Linked DNA regions of Homo sapiens: region 2 is linked to region 1. Evidence: chromatin contacts called from ENCODE Hi-C or POLR2A ChIA-PET data. All regions are on one chromosome and are shown on one strand. The core of a region is the stretch at or near the end of the contact, and the rest is flanking DNA. Distances in the headings are between cores, read along the strand shown. Region 1 holds the start of NR1D2 (nuclear receptor subfamily 1 group D member 2). Region 2 holds the start of LOC124906221 (a long non-coding RNA gene).

Region 1 (7,265 bases), core at 2,494-4,993:
AATCCCAACAGACTAAGCCATAGACACCACAGGATTAATAAATGAGGCTCCTTGGAATGACAGCAGCAAAAGGCAATTTCCACCGCAGCTACAGCACGCTGGGTACTGCCCAACCAGAGGATGCTCCTGAGCATCCTCCTCTGGCACTGAGGAGCCCAGCGAATTTCCAGTGGCCAGTGGTGTGGCTGGTGACTGACTTGGGTTATAGCTCTATAGCCTCTACTAGTTACTTGCAAAGTCTCATAGGAAGAAGGCAGCCTCTAAAAAACGCTGAGGCTCATAGACACTGATATTATTTTATAGACACTATCATCGAAGAGAGGGTCTTAAAGATATACTTTGCAATGGCTATTTTTCACTTACATTCTTCTTTTCAAATTTAAATAGTGGTAACCTCTTATACAATTTTAAATAGTCTTTATTTATTTACTTATTTATTTATTTATTTATTTTTGAGACAGAGTCTCACTCTGTTGCCTAGGCTGGAGTGCAGTGGCATGATCTCAGCTTACGATAAACTCTGCCTCCCGGGTTCAAGGGATTCTCGTGACTCAACCTCCCTAGTGGCTAGGATTACAGGTGTGTGCTACCACATCCGGCTAATTTTTGTATTTTTAGTAGAGACGGGGTTTTGTCAAGTTGGCCAGGCTGGTCTTGAACTCCTGGCCTCAAGAGATCCGCCTGCCTTGACCTCTCAAAGTGCTGGGATTACAAGCGTGAGCCACCGCGCCTGGCCTAGAGCAGTACTGTGAACTTCAGAGTTCCCAAGCACCTCCTGCCTCCACAAACGCACAGCTTCTCCCACTATCAAACATCCTGCGACACGGTGGTACATTTGTTACCACTATCGAACCTACACTGATACATCATTCAAAGCCATAGTTTATTTTTTCATTTTATTTTTTTGAGACAGAGTTTTGCTCTTGTTGCCCAGGCTGGAGTGCAACGGCACGATCTCGGCTCACCGCAACCTCCGCCTCCCAGGTTCAAGCGATTCTCCTGCTCCACCCTCCATATTAGCTGGGATTACAGGCATGTGCCACCATGCCCGGCTAATTTTGTATTTTTAGTAGAGACGGGGTTTCTCCACGTTGGTCAGTCTGGTGTCAAACTCCTGATCTCAGATGATCTGCCGTCCTCGGCCTCCCAAAGTGCTGGGTGAGCCACCGCTCCCGGCCTCAAAGCCACAGTTTACATTAGGATACACTTCTTTTTTTTTTCGAGACGGGATCTCCTTGCTCTGTCACCCAGACTGGAATGCACTGGGGAGATCATGACTTACTGCAGCCTCAACCTCCCAGATCAAGAGATGCTCCTGCATCAGCCTCTTGAGTAGCTGGGACTACAGTTGCACACCACCAAACCCGGCTAATTTTTGTATTTTTTGTAGAGATGGAGTTTCGCCATATCGCCCAGGCTAGTCTCCGATTCTCCAATACCTGGGCTCATTGATCCTTCCACATCAGTCTCCCAAAGTGCTGGGATTACAGGTGTGAGCCACTGCGCCCTGCCAGGGCTCACTCTTGACGTTGTAGGTTCTAGTTTTGACAAATGTGTAAAAACATATATTCACCATTATAGTATCATACAGAATACTTTCCCTGCCCTAAAAATCCTCTGTGCTCTATTCATCCCTCCTTCCCCTCTAGCCTTTAGTAACCACTGATCTTTCTACTGTCTCCAGTTTTGCCTTTTCTTCCTTTTTTTGAGACAGAGTTTTGCTCTTTTTGCCCAGGCTGGAGTGCAATGGCGCGATCTCGGCTCACCGCAACTTCCGCCTTCCGGGTTCAAGCGATTCTCCTGCCTCAGCCTCCCGAGTAGCTGGGATTACAGGCATGCGCCACCACCCCGGCTAATTTTGTATTTTTAGTAGAGATGGGGTTTCTCCATGTTGGTCAGGCTGGTCTTGAACTCCTGACCTCAGGTGATCCACCCGCCTTGGCCTCCCAAAGTGCTGGGATTACAGGCGTCAGCCCCCGCGCCCAGCCCAGTTTTGCCTTTTCTAGAATGTCGTATAGTTGGAATCATACAGTACACAGCCTTTTTAGAGTGGTATCCTCTTTTATGATTTCTTTTCTGCCTTCTAGACTGTTCATATTAACCTCATTTTACCTGTGTAGAAGTAGATGGTAGTTGATACATGAAAAAGCAAGCAAGCTACAAAGCGTGGCCTGGGGAACTCTTCCATCAGCATCACATGAGGGTGATAAATTCCAGAAGTAGGGAAGAATAGAGGGCTACCGTGATTAGGGAACTGTGTTTAGAAGGGTTTGGGTATCAAGACAGCCTTGGAAAGAGAAGCAGGACCCACATCTGTGCAGGGCGAAGCAGGTCAGGTTAAGTCGTTGAATTTTTTCAAAGTGTAACACGAAGCCATTGGAGGGTTTTCAGCAGAGTAATCAGATCTTATTTACATTTTAAAAATAATACTTTGACTGCTGGGGAGAAGTGACTGTAGGAGGACCCAAGAAGCACTCTCCTAGTTAGGGAACCAGAGCAGTAGCTGAGGCAAGAGATAATGGTTTGCTCTAGCAATACCAACGGTGAGAAACAGGGATTGAACATATTTTGAAGGTAGAATAGCTCAGACTTGCTAATGGATTGAATGGAGAATAAAAGGCTGTGAGAGTGTTAGGAGAGAAACATAATTTTGCTGGCTTCAGGAACTTGCAGATTTACCAAAACAGTAAATATTGATATGGTGAAGAAACCTGGGGGGTGGGGAAATAGGGTGTTGCACATGTAAATATGTCTTCCACGTGACATTTTCCCCACCTTCTATAGTGAAGAATTTCAGAGCAAACTGGAAAGAGTTTTACAAGCAACACCCATATCCCCATCGCCTAAGTTTAACATCTTACCATATCATCTATTCATGCCTCTATCAGCCCATCTTACTTCAGTAATGCGTTTAAATTGCGGGCATCAATGCACTTTCCTCAGAATTCACCTCAGCACGCATACAATTTATGTCTAGCTTTTTTCTTTTGATCTAAAATTTACATTCAAGGTGAAACGCCCAGATCTTGACTGCACATTAGCTGAGTTCGGACACACGCGTACACCCGTCTAAAATCTGAGATGCAAAAAAGCGGCATAATCAAACGGGCTGCTGGATGTAGGAATCTGGAGATTAGAAGAGAGGTCTTGGCTTGAAATATAAATCTGGGAATCACAAGAACATAGGTCTACTTAAGCTATGAGATTGGATAAAATCACCTAGAGGGTGCAGAGGGAAAGGGAAGGGTCTGTGCCCTCAGAGACCAGCGTTTGGAGGTCGGTCGGGTGGGAGCGGGGGGTGGGGGTGGGGGGCGCAAGGGTTGAGCAAGCCCGAACCAGCCGGCCCAGCCGGGGTCCTGAGAATCACCCTTGCTCGGCGCCAAGCCACCGCTTTGACCTAAGAGCCACCAGGTTGGGGGGCAGGGCGTGGAGAGGACTCCCGGCCAGAGGCGGGAAAGGCAGCCGGGAGGAGAGGAAAGAGGAGGAGGAGGGGAGGAATATGCGGCGGAGGGAAACGGAGAAGAGGTTTACGGCACGGAGGGGAAAAACGAAGGAAGAGGAGGGGCTCGGCAAGGAGAAGGAAGGGGAGAAGGGGGAAGCGCAGGAGAAAAGGGTAGCCGGGGAGCCGGGAAGCGGGCGGGAGGGAGGGGAGCGGCGGGGCGGAGGTCGCCGCAGCGGCCGGCCGAGGGCGGGCGGAGGGAGGGGGTGTGTGCGCGGGTCACATGGTCGCGGCTGCCCTCCCCGTCAGCCGCCCTCGCCGCCGCGGTGCGCTGGCTGCAGGAAGCCGCCGCGCCGCCGCTTTTGTTGTCAGGGACCCAGCGAGGAGCGCCGCTCGCCGGCCGCCGCCACCCTCTCTCGCTGCAGCCTGCTGTGCGCTGCACGGCCTGGGGCCCGGGAGCCCCGCCCGCTCTGCCCATGAGGGGGCCCCGCGACCACCGCTGCTTCCAGCCCGGGGCGGCGCGGCGCTGAGGCGGCGGCGGCGGCGCTGCCCCCTCTGCGGGAAGCGGGCGGCCCCGGCCGCCTCCGCGAGGGCACCATGGAGGTGAATGCAGGTAAGAACCGGACTGCGGCGGGTGGGGGATGGCCGGAGGGAGCGCTCAGAGCCCGCGGGGCACTTTGGGGGGCGGCGGCAGGGGGTGTCCCCATGGCCGGTGGGGCGGGGTGGGCTGCTGCGCGCCGCGTGTCCGCCTCTGGCTCGGTTCCCATCGCCCCCCGGGCCGCCCGGCGCCCGCCCTCTTGTCTCCCTGCAAAGCCGCAGCGCGGCCTGCCGGCGCCCGGCCCGGCCCCCCCCTCACATGGCCCGGCCGCGCGAGCCACGTGCGCGCTGTGTTTACGTTCGGCGGCGCGCGGGCGCCGGTTGGCTGGGCGGGCGCGTGACGCGGCATTACATAATGGGCGCTGAGGCGGCGGCGGCGGGCGGGGACACGTGAGGCCGCTCGGCTCCCTGACCCACATTCCCCGGGGCCGCAGGGACACGTGGGGGCGGGGGCGCGCGCGCGCGCGCTGGCTGGGAGCGCCGCAGCCTCCCGGGAGGCTCCGCCCCTTTGGAAGCCTCGGGGCAGTGACGTCGCCGCGATTCCCTCCTCCCCCGCGGGGTTGCACACTGCGGAGGAGGCCGCGCGTGCGCGCCCGCTGAGCCCCCGCGGCGGGGCGTCCCCGAAGCGGGCGCTGACACCGCAGTGCACCGGACGCCGCACGCTCTTTTCGCGAGGTGACCCCAAGGCGCGGACCCCGCGCAAACCAAACGAACCGGCGCCTGGGGAGGCTGGTAGCTGCATACCTTGCAGATTCCGAGGAGGAAGTGCAGGACGAGGGCGTGCTGCAGGCCGGAGGAGGCGCCTCGGGGAAGGCGTGGGGCTTTCCCGAAGGGATACGCTCGAAGGAGCTCTGAGGTGCTTCGATCCCGAGCGACTCCCCGCAGACTGGGTAGCACCGCCCCTGTTAGGATGCCGTCTGTTTACAAAAAAAACCGTTTGCTCTAGGACGCGACCTGTCTCATACACACACAGTCTTAAAAACTGCTTCCAGATCCCTTCGGGCTGGAGTTTTCCAGTAAACGGGTCACACCCGCAGCTGAGCGTGCAGCTCACGTATGGTCAGGATGACTCAGGTGATCATAGGTGACTCCAACACCATATGTAAGACTGGACATTCTTCATTTAAATTAAAAAAAAATTAACCTGTGGGTCGCTGACTTTTCCTGAATCTGATCAAGAGAATTTGGCTTTATAAATATTTTTCTTGTCACATTTTGTTACATTGCAACGGAACAACAGGGTGCCCTTCCCTCCTTTTGTCTGCCCCAAATGATGAGGTAGATCTGAAGTGAGTGAGGTTATGGAAACAGCCAGCTTTTGTTTTATTTTTTGAGTTGCAATGCGCCTCTAAGAATCTTGCCTCGATAACAAATGTATTGTGAACTTTTCACCAAAAGTAAAAATAAAGTCACTTTCTAATTTTATTTACGTATTTTTAGAATTTACTTATTTTTTTTAACCTGTTGTCTCACAAAAATCTGGATCTAATTGTGTTTTGATTACCTAATCGGCCTACTTAGCCTTTGAGGGTATTTTTAAAATTTTATGAGTTTATCATAGAATTAAACTTCTACATGTTAGAATTCAGAGGTGATCAGGGTGAACCTCTTCTAACCCACCCTTTAGCATGAATTCTAATAGCTTTAGTAACCTCATAAGGGCTGGCTCAATTAGGAAGTTTTTCTCTGGTTTGAGCCCTCTTCCAATACTTCGCTGATCTAAATCTTGCCTCGTGGAGCAAGGCACATTATAAAAATTCCTCCGGATGAATGTTGACCATCCCCTTCCCCCTTCAGTTCTTCCATTTACAGTTCTCATCTCTTTGTCCTTGCCCAGCATTGTTTTTTCTGATCACTCATCATCCTTGTTGCCGTTTGGGATGGAGCACCCAGAAGTGAACAGGCTCTTGTGGAAGTGGTTGGATGATTATCAAGTTCCAAGTTGCCCTCTTTGTCTTGAATCCTGTTGCAAATGAATTCCCTGGCAGGCTTAGTATTTTTGGCATGTTGCTTTGCTGACTCACAGTAACCTTGCAGTCAACTAGGACCTTTCACGTGAACTATTATGAAGTTAGATTTCATTCATTGTGCAGATAATTGCATGACTTGAAGTGTAGGAATTTACAATGACCATTCTTAAAATTTCTCTCGTTCATTTGGCCTTAAGTTCAAAGCTGTTACAAGCTGTTACCCACCATGTTTACAGTTTCTGCTATCTATCAGTAAGCAGGAGGTCTAATAAGAATTGCCTTAAACTGGCCGGGCACAGTGGCTCACGCCTGTAATCCCAGCACTTTGGGAGGCTGAGCCGGGCGGATCCCCTGAGGTAAGGAGTTCGAGACCAGCCTGGCCAACATGGTGAAACCCCGTCTCTACTAAAAGGACAAAAATTAGCCGGGCGTGGTGGTGGGCTCCTGTAATCCCAGCTACTTATGAGGCTGAGCAGCAGAATAGCTTGAACCTGGGAGGTGAAGATTGCAGTGAGCCGACATCGCGCTACTGCACTCCAGCCTGGGCGACAAGAGCGAGACTCCCATCTCAAAAAAAAAAAAAAGCCTTTTAACTTTCGAATTTTTGTAAACATTGACCAAGGTGGGGCCAGATTCAGCGCTGTGTGGCACACCTCTACCCTTCCCTCTAGTTTGGTTATCAGTTGACAAACATTCAACCAGTGATCCTGTAATCTTACTGTCCTTCGTGACATCTCTATGTCTCCTCGCCCCATGAGTAACAAGTGAAAACAGTGGAGTAAAAGACTTGGAAAAAAATTGGAGAGGTGGAGCAAAGAAATCTTTCCTTGGAGCAAGGAAAAGCAAGAATTGAAGAAAAGTTGCTCTACTGGTCAGTAGGGTTAAGAGATTCAAAAGGTAGTGTGGAAATAACCTACAAAGAAACCACTGGATCCTTAACACACATTAAAAAATGAGGTGAATAATGGGTAGGGAGGATTAGTTACTTTGGTTTGAACCATTCTGTTGGAACTCTTCTAGTATAATGATGACAAAAAAATAATCATCAGCTTCTTACTCTGTGCCAGGCCTTTTACATGTGTTCCTCATGTTAATTCCATGAAGGAAGGTGCCGTTGCCACCATCTTAATGATGCGGGGCTAAGTAAATTGAAGCTAAATAACTTACTCAGGCAAGTAGTAGAGCCAGAATTTGAATCCACAAAATTTACTTGGGAACACAAACTGTTAACTACTGTGCTATAATGTACTTTAGCCTGC
Region 2 (7,265 bases), core at 2,408-4,907, 3.7 Mb after region 1:
AGACAAATGAATAAAATGTTTATCTTGCCTTCACTATGCAAAAAATAACCAAATAGTTGATATGGGAAATTTTTCTTTACAGAGAAATTCCAGCTAATAAATAAAGAATGAGTGATAGAGTTAGAATATCACCATTTGAATTACTGGATCTAGGCAATGATCACTAGGGGTTGATAACATCACCAAAAAGGAGACAATCAGACATTACGCACTTTCCAGGAAAAAGACACAGCACCACCTATGGTGTTGTCTTGCCAAAAAAAATAATAATTGAGGCTAAATCTGATCAAGCCTCCTGATCTGACTGCACATTTACAGGAAATATGAGACACAGAGAAACGTGTTAAATGGTACCACAGGGATGCAGCAAGCAAGATACAGACTGTAGGAAATGTTTCCTATCAAATGATTCAAGTGACTTCAACAAAAAAAACTGCAAAGAGAGAAGAAAAAAAGAGATGGAAGAAGGATAGATAGTTTAAAAGAAATGAGACCAAACAATCATGATGCATAGACATTATCCTGATGTGGAATGAAATAAAGAAAATATAAAAGCAATATGTAAAAATTCAAACACTGGTTATTTGATTATAGTAAAGAATTATCATTAATTTTTTAGGTTTGGAAGTGGCGGGATTTTTTTAAGATATTAGTAGAGTCTGGAATTTGCACCAAAATAATAAAAGTGTGGGGACTGAGTGGGGATATACGTGAAATAAGACTGGCCATCTACTGATTATTGTTGAAGCTGGGTTATGGGTATATTTGGCTCATTAAGCTAGGGTCTGTGTTTTTGTGTACGTTTTAAAATTTTATCATAAAAAGTGGAAAATAAAAGCAATCCGTTTGAGAAAAGACCGATACATCTGAAATAATTACCAAATTGTGACAAATAGTTAAATGGTAGGACACACAGATAGGTTTAAATACAAAGCAAAATCTTTTTTTTTTTTTTTTTTTTTTTTTTGAGACGGAATCTCGCTCTGTCGCCCAGGCTGGAGTGCAGTGGCGCGATCTCGGCTCACTGCGAGCTCCGCCTCCTGGGTTCACGCCATTCTCCTGCCTCAGCCTCTCCAAGTAGCTGGGACTACAGGCACCCTCCCCCAAGCCCGGCTAATTTTTTTTTTTTTTTTTTGTATTTTTAGTAGAGACGGGGTTTCACCGTGGTCTTGATCTCCTGACCTCGTGATCCGCCCGCCTCGGCCTCCCAAAGTGCTGGGATTAGAAGCGTGAGCCACCGCGCCCGGCCAGCAAAATCTTATCCCCAAAATTATCTTTCAGAAAAGGAGTAACTGGACTTAAATTCTAGTCCTTATAAGTCTTTCACATTATGGGCTCTGTCTCAATGACTTCATTTTGAACAACAAATTATTGATGGAGAATAACATATTAACCTGAAACCACTTCAGTCAATACTAGCTTGACATGTTTATAGATATCAAGTGATAAAGTTGTTTCAAAAAGGAATGCAGAGGTTTAACAAAGATATGGTAATTATTCCAAAGGTTATAGCCTCTCAGTTAAAGATGTTGGCTGTATTATAAAGAAGATAGTTTAAACCAAGATTTTTTAAAAAGGCAATTCAGTAATTATATTGAGGAAATCATAAATATAAGCAAATAGTCCTAATATGTGAATAGCTACTTATAGTTTGGGATAAATTTTCTAGCAATAGCTCAATACAGGATTTCGAAAAGGAAATCTTACTTATCTGGAAGTAAAGAACTTAGCTGGAAGTGAAGATGATACCATCTGAACACTGCATTTGATGACTCAAAATGTGGCCTTAGTGATGACTAAGAAATTAAGTTGCACCTAGGAGTTTTGTTTAAACTGTCTCACGGAATGTGATATAAGAATAAAAAGCAGTATTTCTAAATCAAGACATGATTTTTTATCAATTGCTATTTTAAAAACCTTTGTGCATTTAAATTAATACATTCGAGTTAATTTAAATTGAAATAGACATTTGCCTATTTCGTCAACATGACTAAAAGTTTATAATGTTAAATTGGCCAAATCTCTTTTTCTTTTGGTGGAGGTGATTTCTCATAGAGAAATGGGCGATTGCTTCTCACCTGTGTTTGCCTGTATTCTGGCAGGTACAATAAATTAAAAGCACTGTAATGTTAGAAAATAGAGGGATCCATGTAGGCGGCTGTAGTTAGGGAAGGCCTTATGAAAGAAGATGGGATTAAAATGGGTAGAGTTTGTGTTAGTAAGGTAGAAAGCTTTCCAAATGTGAAAAAGAAATGAATAAAGACACATTAACAAAAGAAAGCTTGACTTGGGTCTCTCCCCCAAATAATAGTTGGAGAAGAACCAGCTAGATTAGCAAGAAGGCCCAACCAGAGGAAAATTAGACATAGGCTATACATGTGGGGTGAGGCCAGGTTGTGGAAGACTTTGAGAGAATGACCCTCTCTGATTATAGCCAGGGTTGTATTATGACTTTCACATGCCCTAGGCATTTTTACCTTCATGGTCCACTTTCTTCCTTCCAAAAAAATTTAAAATTATATTTTATGACTATACCAGTATAAAATGAATATAATCCAGCCGGGCGCAGTGGCTCAGGCATGCAATCCCAGCACTTTGGGAGGCCGAGGCAGGCCGATCACAAGGTCAGGAGATGGAGACCATCCTGGCTAACACGGTGAAACCCTGTCTCTACTAAAAATACAAAAAATTAGCTGGGCGTGGTGGTGGGCGCCTGTAGTCCCAGCTACTTGGGAGGCTGAGGCAGGAGAATGGCATGAACCCAGGAGGCGGAGCTTGCAGTGAGCTGAGATCGCGCCACTGCACTCCAGCCTGTTGGAAAGAGCAAGACTCCACCTCAAAAAAAAAAAAAAAAAATATATATATATGTATATATATAAAATCCAGGTGGCTTTTATTATCATATTCATATTATTATATTTATTTTTTCTTCCAATTTTAAAAGAAATTAAAATTAAAATGTTTTTATTGATTTCTAAAGCTATCATGAGTTTTAGGCGCTGCGCCTGATGCGCCTAGTGATAACTCAGCTGTAATCAGGGTTTGATAATTTGTGTCTTATATATGTTACTTTATGGTTAAGGAGTCACTATGACCATTTTATATATGTGGACAAAACCTTTTTTTTTTTTTGTATATGGAGAGATAGATCTCATCTGGATCACAAAATGCTTTTCTGTGGGCAAAGGTGGTCCAGGAAGAATGAGATCATTTGCTGGTCTGCCATTTGGCCTTGACCATAAATACCCTCCAACTGCAAAGCAGAACTTACTGGGAGAACGTGGGGTGTCTAGAGGACTTATATCTAGGTCTCATTGTTGTGGATACAGCTTCCAGGGTGCTAGAAATAAAATGATGCCAATCGTAATGGAAGCTGGAGTTAAAAAGGAAAGTCAGACCACGTCCTAAGAAAATGATAGCCGCCAGCGGTGCTGACGTCGGCGGTCCGGCCGGGCGACCTCATCGCCCCGACGGCAGCCGGCCCGGGGGGCGGGGAGAGGCGGGGGCGGCCCCCGCGCAGGCAAAGGCTTGGGGGGCCAGGGCGCGGCAGTGCAGCTCTCGCCGGAGCCCAGCCGAGCCCAGCCGAGCGTCCGCCGCTGCCTCCGCGCCGCCGCTGCCTCCGCGCCGCCGCTGCCTCCGCGCCGCCGCTGCCTCCGCGCCGCCGCTGCCTCCGCGCCATGGCCGGCCTCAGCTACCTGGAGGCAGTGAAACGCCAGATCTAGGCCCTGCAGCAGCAGGCGGACGAGGCGTAAGACCGCGCAGGGCCTGCAGCGGGAGCTGGGCGGTGAGTGTGAGCGGCGCGAGAAAGCTAAAGGTGATGTGGCCGCCCTCAACCGACGCATCCAGCTCGTTGAGGAGAAGTTGGACAGGGCTCAGGAAAGACTGGCCACGGCCCCGCAGAAGCTGGAGGAGGCAGAAAAAGCTGCAGATGAGAGTGAGAGAGGAATGAAGGTGATAGAAAACCGGGCCATGAAGGATGAGGAGAAGATGGAAATTCAGGAGCTGCAGCTCAAAGAGGCCAAGCACATTGCGGAAGAGGCTGACCGCAAATACTGGGAGGTAGCTCGTAAGCTGGTCTTCCTGGAGGGTGAGCTGGAGAGGGCAGAGGAGCGTGTGGAGGTGTCTGAACTAAAATGTGGTGACCTTGAAGAAGAACTCAAGAATGTTACTAACAATCTGAAATCTCTGGAGGCTGCGTCTGAAAAGTATTCTGAAAAGGAGGACAAATGTGAAGAAGAAATTAAACTTCTGTGTGACAAACTGAAAGAGGCTGAGACCCGTGCTGAATTTGCAGAGAGAACGGTTGCAAAACTGGAAAAGACAATTGATGACCTGGAAGAGAAACTTGCCCAGGCCAAAGAAGAGAACGTGGGCTTACATCAGACACTGGATCAGACACTAAACGAGCTTAACTGTATATAAGCAAAACAGAAGAGTCTTGTTCCAACAGAAACTCCGGAGCTCCGTGGGTCTTTCTCTTCTCTTGTAAGAAGTTCCTTTTGTTATTGCCATCTTCGCTTTGCTGGAAATGTCAAGCAAATTATGAATACATGACCAAATATTTTGTATTGGAGAAGCTTTGAGCACGAGTTAAATCTCATGCCTTCCCTTTTTTTGTCAAATGGCACCAACTTTTTCAGCTCTCTTATTTTTTCCTTAAGTTGCATTTATTCCTAAGGTAGGCAGGGTATTTCCTAGTAAGCATAGTTTCTTAAGACAGAGGCCATTTGGTTCCTGGGAGAATAGGCAGCCCCACACTTTGAAGAACACAGACCCCAGTATCTAGTCGTGGATATGATTAAAACGCTGAAGACCACAACCTTTTGGGTCAACTGTTGGTCAAACTATAGGAGAGACCAGGGACCATCACATGGGTAGGGATTTTCCATCCAGAGCCAATAAAAGGGCTGGTGGGGGCCGGGGGTGGCTATTGTGGGAAGTCATAACCCACAGATAGATTAACCTAAGAATCCTGGTCCTTCTCCACTCTCCACCATGCAGGACAAACATCCTCTCAAGCAGTCAACGTAGAATGCTTGGGAAATAGTCATAATTACCCACATATAGTAATTAATAGATGGTAATTAATAGATCCTTGATGTGATGTCCTTTTGCATATTTCCTTCATTCTAAAGTTGTTCTCTGGCCGGGCACAGTGGCTTTTGCCTGTAATCCCAACACTTTGGGAGGACAGGACAGATCACTTGAGGTCAGGAGTTCCAGACCAGCCCAGCCAACAGGACAGATCACTTGAGGTCAGGAGTTCGAGACCAGCCCAGCCAACATGGCGAAACCATGCCTCTACTAAAAATACAAAAATTATGGTGACGCCTGCCTGTAGTCCCAGCTACTCGGGAGGCTGAGGCAGGAGGATCGCTTGAACCCAGGAAGTGGAGATTGCAGTGAGCGGAGATCGCACCACTGCACTCCAGCCTGGTCGACAGAGTGAGACTCAATCTCAAGGAAAATTAAAATAAAGTTGTTCTCTGAAGAGCAAATGTCTCATTCCAGTAATGACCCACTCACCAGGAATATGGTGGAGTTCAGTCCAATTCAGATCAGCCATATCCAAAAGACTACAAGTCATTACTAAGTTGAGCAAAAGAGTTTTTATCTATTAGCAGAAAGGGCCTCTCTGGCAGCAGAGATTAAAAATTGGCCCGACTTCATTTCCATACTTCAGGGAATAGCAAATTGAAGATTTACTTATCTAGGACTTGAATTCCTTCTTTGGGACCAAGTTAATAAAAGACCAAGAAACTCCTGATTAAACTGGGTAATGAAGGATTCTGTAGACAGGGCTGCACGTATCGGCTTTGTTTGACTTCTCTTTTCTCAGTTAACATCTCAGAGCTGGAACATTCCACATTCCCCAGCAGCGTGTGGGGGCCGACTAAAGTTTGCAATTCCGACTAAAAATCACCCTGCTTCTGGCTTATCTGAATCCCTTACCCACCCCACCTCACCACCCCACTCCTATTTATTCAGCACCACACTACCCAGGAAATACACTAGCAAATTGTGCAATGGAATAAAATCCACACTTTACTTTAGATTCTTGCAACTGTATCATATGTAATAGTATCACTTTTTCTACATTTTGGTCAAATAAATTTTTACATAAACTACAAAAAAAAAAAAAGAAAATGATACTAGGCTTTGGGGTTGGAGTGTATTGCCTTCAGATCAGATACTTGGCTCTGATTCCCATAATGTCTTTAAGAATTTCTATCACTACTCTCTCTTTTTCCCCTCCTTTCTGTGCTAAGTATAACCAAGAAAAGGGGCTTTTGACCATTTCCAGATGAGGGTTTTAAAGTGGCAGCAGAGAGAGAATCCCTTGGGACTGGTATCATATTGGCAGCACAGATCATGACTAAAAAAAGACTGCACAGAGAATGGGGAATTTGGGAGAAGGTTTGCCAGGTTTGCTTTTTTGGTAGACCTTTTCCAGCAGAGTCAACTAGTCAATGCTTCCCTACTAAACCCTTGGAGTGCCTTGAGCCTGTGTGCCTCTAAGTGGACATGGATCCATTCTAAAACAATCAGAAGAGTACTTAGAAAACATTTATCTTGTGGCCAGGCATGGTGGCTCACACCTGTGATCCCAGCACTTTGGGAGGCCAAAGCGGGTGGATCACAAGGTCAGGAGATCGAGACCATCCTGGCCAACATGGTGAAACCCTGTCTCTACTAAAATACAAAAAATTACTAAAAATACAAAAATTAACTAAAAATTATTAAAAATACAAAAATACTAAAAATACAAAAATTAACTAAAAATTATTAAAAATACAAAAATACTAAAAATACAAAAGTTAACTAAAAATTATTAAAAATACAAAAATACTAAAAATACAAAAGTTAACTAAAAATTATTAAAAATACAAAAATACTAAAAATACAAAAGTTAACTAAAAATTATTAAAAATACAAAAATACTAAAAGTACAAAAATTAACTAAAAATTATTAAAAATACAAAAATACTAAAAGTACAAAAATTAACTAAAAATTATTAAAAATACAAAAATACTAAAAGTACAAAAATTAACTAAAAATTATTAAAAATACAAAAATACTAAAAATACAAAGATTAACTGGGTGGCGCACACCTGTAGTCCCATCTACTTGGGGGGCCGAGGAAGGAGAATCGCTTGAACCCAGGAGGCGGAGGTTGCGGTGAGCCGAGATCGCAGCACTGCACTCCAGCCTAGTGACAGAGACCTCGTCTCAAAAACAAAAAAAAAAAAAAAGAAGAAAGAAA

The links. A loop is a pair of places that touch in the nucleus more often than their neighbours do. ChIA-PET counts read pairs that join two places held with the same protein, here RNA polymerase II (POLR2A). Pooled maps may share reads with other maps.
Region 2: a loop to region 1 is called in a pooled map, with 2.5 times the contacts of the local background. The contact joins the enhancer-like site here to the promoter of NR1D2 in region 1. A Hi-C loop is called at or near these places in 1 of 50 pooled maps. POLR2A ChIA-PET finds 5 or more read pairs at or near these places in 2 of 52 experiments (BJ and activated CD8-positive, alpha-beta memory T cell).

What each region holds. Positions count from the first base shown.
Region 1 is chr3:23,941,543-23,948,807 of GRCh38, forward strand. It overlaps NR1D2 (nuclear receptor subfamily 1 group D member 2), which reads left to right and starts at 3,744. Exons shown (of 8, transcript NM_005126.5): 1 at 3,744-4,052. The coding sequence starts at 4,037. LOC124909354 (a long non-coding RNA gene) reads right to left here and starts at 3,638. Exons shown (of 2, transcript XR_007095845.1): 1 at 2,113-3,638; 2 at 870-1,538. It also overlaps a transcript of NKIRAS1 not described here. RefSeq lists silencers at 3,608-4,797, 4,294-4,835, 7,196-7,265.
Region 2 is chr3:27,629,299-27,636,563 of GRCh38, forward strand. It overlaps LOC124906221 (a long non-coding RNA gene), which reads left to right and starts at 7,201. Exons shown (of 2, transcript XR_007095850.1): 1 at 7,201-7,265. It also overlaps the pseudogene TPM4P2. Within about 2 kb of position 3,658, at least 17 of the 41 ENCODE cell types and tissues checked have a DNase peak (open chromatin) inside an H3K27ac peak, as active enhancers do.